Linked DNA regions of Homo sapiens: region 2 is linked to region 1. Evidence: read pairs that join two places in POLR2A ChIA-PET (ENCODE). Cell type or tissue: B cell. All regions are shown on one strand. Links, peaks and the distances in the headings refer to the core of each region. The heading gives the core; the rest is flanking DNA. Region 1 has its middle 4.5 kb from the start of MEN1. Region 2 overlaps POLA2 (DNA polymerase alpha 2, accessory subunit).

Region 1 (2,804 bases), core at 161-2,660:
TCCCAGCTATTCAGGAGGCTGAGGCAGGAGAATCGCTTGAACCCGGGAAGTGGAGGTTGGAGTGAGCCAAGATCGCGCCACTGCACTCCAGCCTGGGTGACAGAGCGAGACTCTGTCTCAAATAAAAAAAAAAAAATTAAAAAATAAAAGGCTCTTTGGGAGCAAAAGTCTTGTAGGCTTGGGCTCAGGACCAATGGGAGGAAAGAAATTGGAGACAGTGATAATACAGAAGTCTTTTGGGATCTTTGCAGCAAAGGGAAGGAGGAAAATGAGAGTGCATTAAATAGCTAGAGAAGAGGGGGGTCAAATAGATTATTGCTGGTTAATAAGAGAATTGCGGGAGCGATGGCCTTGGACAGAGAGTGGGAATGCATTCTTGAGTGGCAGGTTTGGCCTTGGCTAGGAGCACAGGCAGTTTATTCGCAAGGACTGGAAAGAAGGCCTACTACCTGGGCATATGTGGTGGGTAATTAGATTTTCTCAGTGAAATAGGAAGCCCAGTGGGTTACCATCTTCTCTCCAGATGTCTACCGGGTTCCCCACCTTCACAATATTGCTCAAACGTCACCTCAAAAAGGCTGACACAGACCTGACCATTCTACTTCAAATCACACCCTCCACTCGAAATTCCTCTATCCATCCCTCAACCCTGCTTTATATATTTTTTTTCTTTTTGTTTTGTTTTTCTGAAACGGAGTCTCACCCTGTCACACAGGCTGGAGTGCAGTGGCTCGACCTTGGCTCACCGCAACCTCTGCCTCCCAGGTTCAAGCAATTCTCCTGCCTCGGCCTCTTCAGGTGCACTTCAGGTGCACGCCACCACACCTGGCTAATTTTTGTGTTTTTTTGGAGAGATGGGGTTTTGCCATGTTGGCCAGGCTGGTCTCAAACTCCTGACCTCAGGTGATCCGCCCACTTCAGCCTCCCTAAGTGCTGGGATTACAGGCATGAGCCACCGCGGCCAGCCCGCTCTACGTTTTTTTTGTTGTTGTTGTTGTTGTTTGTTTGTTTGCTTTGTTAGCATTAACACCTTCTAGACAGGGGCTCTGGAAGGAGGCACTGTTGACGCTTGAGGTCGGGTAATTCTGTGACTGGGGCTGTCCTGTGCATTGTAGGATGACGAGCAGCATCTGTGGTTTCTACCCACTGGATGCCACCAGTTCAGCTCCCGCAGTGGGGACAACTAAAGATGTCTCCAGATGTTGCCAAATGTCCCCTGGGATGCCAAAATAGCCCCAGCTTGAGAACCACTATTCTAACATATGATATGACCACTTTGTTTCTCTGTTTTGAGACAGGTCTCGCTCTGTTGCCCAGGCTGGTGTGCAGTAGTGCAACCATGGCTCACTGCAGCTTTGACCTCCTGGGCTCAAGGTGGTCCTTCCACTTCAGCCTCCGAAGTGCTGGGATTACAGGAATGAGTCACCATGCCTGGCCTGATTTATTTATTGTTTGTCCCCTACCACCAGAAGATAAGCTCTACAGGACAGGAAATGTGTCTGCCGTGTTCACTGATGTGTCCCCTGGGCCTAGAATAGTGTCTGGCACATAATAGGTGTTCAACAAATATTTGCTAAAGAATACACGCATGCATGCAAAGCAGTAGGGTTTTTGTTTGTTTTTATTTTTCTATTGTTTTTTTATTTTTATTTTTATTTTTTTTGAGATGGAGTCTCCCTCTGTCTCCCAGGCTGCAGTGCAGTGGCACAATCTCAGCTCACTGCAACCTCCACCTCCCGGATTCATGTGATTCTCCTGCCTCAGCCTCCCGAGTATCTGGAATTACAGGTGCCCGCCACCATGCCCGGCTAATTTTTGTATTTTTAGTAGAGACAGGGCTTTGCCATGTTGGCCAGGGTGGTCTCAAACTCCTGACTTCAGGTGATCCATCTGCCTCGGCCTCCCAAAGTGTTGGGATTACAGGCATGAGCCATTGCACCTGGCCAAAGCAGTCATGATTAATGATTGACCTGGAATGTAGGCTGTGTGAGGAGGCATGTAAGGACAAGAGAAGGGTGACAGACAGCAAATGTGTAGTAATATCAATGGATTGCAGGTTTCTGTGGGGTCAACCGTCAATTCGAGTTGGGGTGCTAGAGTGGGCTGGAAAGAGAGTGGTGTTGGTTAGAGAGTAGGATGCTTGGCCAGGGGCAGTGGCTCACACCTGTAATCCCAGCACTTAACTGAGGCGGTTGAAAAATTAGCCGGGGGTGGTGGTGGGCGCCTGTAATCCCAGCTACTCGGGAAGCTGAGGCAGGAGAATCGCTTGAACCCGGGAGGCGGAGGTTGCAGTGAGCTGAGATCGTTCCACTGCACTCCAGCCTGGGTGACAGAACGAGACTCTGTCTCAAAAAAAAAAAAAAAAAAAGAGAGAGTAGGATGCTTGAGATTGAAATTATGGGGAGGGGGTTGTCATTATTGGCAAAGAAAAGATCTAGAGCAGAGCTTTCAACAGAAATATAACATGAGCCACAATACGATTTTGGCATTTCTAGCAGCTACTTTTTTTTTTTTTTGAGACACAGTCTCACTCTGTCGCCCAGGCTGGAGTGCATTGGCACGATCTTGGCTCACTACAACCTCCGCCTCCTGGGTTCAAGCAATTCTGCCTCAGCCTCCTGAGTAGCTGGGATTATAGGTGTGTGCCACCATGCCCAGCTAATTTAAGTAGCTACATTTTTAAAAGTAAGAAGCCGGGCACAGTGGCTCATGCCTGTAATCCCAGCACTTTGGGAAGCTGAGGCAAGAGGATCGTTTGAGTCCTGGAGTTCAAGACCAGGCTGGGCAATATAGTGAAACCCTGT
Region 2 (2,804 bases), core at 267-2,766, 480 kb after region 1:
AGGCATCCTCCTCTTGTTGCTGTGCCTTGGCCATTTACCTTCTCTCTGGTTTATTAAATTCTCCAGTCCTCCCTGAAGAGAAATGGGCTGAAAAACAGAGTTCTGTTTTCATGCTTTCTTTTCTTTCCCAGTTCTTCCGGAACTTCAGACAGATTCAGCCGAATACTCAAGCACATCTTGACCCAGAGGAGGTGAGCTTGCCGCTGGGACCCCTGACTGTGGAGAGAGTGCCTTGGGGTCATGGAGCTATGACAAGCATGACTGTAAGAGCCTTCACCAGGCTACCAGCAGGGAACTTTACCCTGTGATGACAAGCCTGCATTCTGCCCCACACACACAGAGAAAAAGTCGGTCTGTGGATGCCAGCAGCACGAAAGCCAGTACCTAGGGGGACTCTGTCTGAGAAGGGGGCCCCCCGGTCAGCTAGTGCTGACAATTTCTCTCTGTCTCTGTAGCTACTACCCACTCTACCCGCCCCAAGAAGACATGGCCATTGACTATGAGTCGTTCTATGTTTACGCACAGCTGCCTGTCACCCCAGATGTCCTCATCATCCCGTCAGAGCTGAGGTACTTCGTGAAGGTAGGTTTGAACTCTGCTTTTTCCCAGAAACACCAGAACCCAGTCTTTGACTTTCCCTTCTAGACCACCCGGCACTCACCCCTCATGGGTCAGCTGATGGGGATGGGGCCTCTAGCACCCTGCCCTGTGGCCTTGTTTCTTTGGGGAGGTGGTGGGACCAGAAAACAAACAACTCTGTCAGTAAAATGCTTGAGTAAACAGTGTCCTCTCCTCCCTCCCCAAGAGAACGAGAGCCCAGATGACTAGGAAGGCCCTCAAATGAGGGCTTTCACCAGGCCACATAGAGGTGACCTGGGGAAGATTTCATATGTACACTTGCCTGTCCTCTGCCTCCCAAATTCTGATATGACCTCCAAGTGGGCTCAGCTGGGAATACCTTGAAGAAGCTATTGGGTCATTTTGATCTCTGCCACCCTTTAGCCCTGCCTGCCTTGGAGTTAGGTCCCTTACAAGGAATCTGCCTAGACCAGTCCCCCTCTTGCCAAACAAGAGTTAGTTCAATCTCAAGAGGTTAAAAAAAAGTTTTTCACATGAGAAAGCAGTAAACAGCTAGATCAGGTTTGTCTCCAAGTTTAGGAGCTGATTGTCATTCTGCCAAGTCACCTCATTCTTCTGTTTGAAAGACTTAAAAGGAATTCAAAGCTTTCTAGTGACAAGTTAACATATGTGACTGAGGCCGGGCGCAGTGGTTGACAATTGTAATCCCAGCACTTTGGGAGGCCGAGGTGGGTGGATCACCTGAGGTCAGGAGTCTGAGACCAGCCTGGCCAACATGGTAAAACCCCATCTCTACTAAAAATACAAAAATTAGCCAGGCATGGTGGTGTGGGTGCCTGTAATCCAAGCTACCTGGGAGCCTGAGGCAGGAGAATCGCTGGAACCCGGGAGGTCGAGGCTGCAGTGAGCTGAGATCTCACCACTGCACTCCAGCCTGGGCAACAGAGCGAGACTCCATCTCAAAAAAAAAAAAAAAAAAAGTGACTGAAAATGTGTCTGGTGATTTGGTTGCCTTCGTTTCCATTTTCTAAAACCCTCTTTGGGGTCCAGCCATGTGATGGCACTTCTTTTTCACATTGGTTCCCAGTTAGTTGAGGCTCTCCAAACCTGTCACCTCTCCTCTCCTCCCCAGGATGTCCTCGGCTGTGTCTGTGTGAACCCTGGGCGCCTTACCAAAGGGCAGGTGGGAGGCACCTTCGCCCGACTCTACCTTAGGAGGCCGGCAGCGGACGGGGCAGAGAGGCAGAGCCCATGCATTGCTGTGCAGGTCGTCAGGATCTGAGGCTTCTGTCCTCTGCTGTTCTCTGCTGTGTGGGCCCTTAAAGTCTTAGCCAAGAGCCAAGACATAGCCCTGTGACAAGGTGAACAGTTGGGTGGGAAAGGAGAGAGGAGCCAGCCAGGGAGGGGCAGCTGCAGTGACCAGGCCCAGCAGGGAGGACTTGTGCAGCCGGGCCTGCCTCTGAGTGGTGCCTCTCCTGGAAGGAAGCTCTTGCTTCTCAGTCCATGCTCCGTGTCCAGAAGTAAGCCAGCTGTGGATCCCGCCCACTCAGAAAAGGCGAGAAGGCTTTGTGATTTTCTACATGAATCAAACACAGAAACAACTTTTGGAGAAATTAAATTCTGAGTGTGACTTCTGAGTTTGACCTTTCTTCTATTTTCTTTTATTTATTTATTTTGTTTTTAGACGGAGTCTCGATCTGTCGCCCAGGCTGGAGTGCAGTGGTGAGATCTCGGCTCACTGCAAGCTCTGCCGCCCGGGTTCATGCCATTCTCCTGCCTCAGCCTCCTGAGTAGCTGGGACTACAGGCACCCACCACCACGCCTGGCTAATTTTTTGTATTTTTAGTGGAGATGGGGTTTCACCATGTTAGCCAGGATGGTCTCGATCTCCTGACCTTGTGATCTGTCCGCCTCAGCCTCCCAAAGTGCTGGGATTACAGGCGTGAGCCACCGCGCCCGGCCCCTTTCTTCTATTTTCTTTATCCTGGTAGTAGACAAAGAATGTTGCCTATTTGACCTATGTCCAGAGAAGGCAGAGTGTCAGTCACACTGGGTTTCTATCCAGCCCCAGTCCTGTCCAGTGGGTAACTCTCAGCCCCACTCCTCATCCCCCAAAGGCCCCAGTGACCTCTATGCTGCAGAGGTGCACTGGGTGGGCCCTAGAGCTGGGCTGCAGAGCAAGCAACTGGCTGCATGCCTGGGCCTCCCTGCGCAGTTCCTCACAT

Evidence for each region. Peaks named below come from ENCODE experiments on the same cell type or tissue, not always from the same donor. Only the 100,000 strongest peaks of a DNase experiment are listed, where the experiment ranks them.
Region 2: POLR2A ChIA-PET joins it to region 1 with 7 read pairs; 2 of 35 experiments call an interaction of 5 or more read pairs at or near these places.

What each region holds. Positions count from the first base shown.
Region 1 is chr11:64,813,652-64,816,455 of GRCh38, forward strand. No RefSeq gene overlaps it. Among named protein-coding and RNA genes, the nearest start is that of MEN1, 4.5 kb to the left of the region's middle. RefSeq lists an enhancer at 1,125-1,234. In B cell, for the core only: no CTCF peak of the experiment used is centred there; a DNase peak (open chromatin) is centred at 1,170.
Region 2 is chr11:65,295,409-65,298,212 of GRCh38, forward strand. It overlaps POLA2 (DNA polymerase alpha 2, accessory subunit), which reads left to right. Exons shown (of 18, transcript NM_002689.4): 16 at 132-191; 17 at 456-582; 18 at 1,712-2,804. The coding sequence ends at 1,861. LOC105369344 (a long non-coding RNA gene) reads right to left here. Exons shown (of 3, transcript XR_007062727.1): 3 at 1-216. Among named protein-coding and RNA genes, the nearest start is that of CDC42EP2, 18 kb to the right of the region's middle. In B cell, for the core only: no CTCF peak of the experiment used is centred there; no DNase peak of the experiment used is centred there.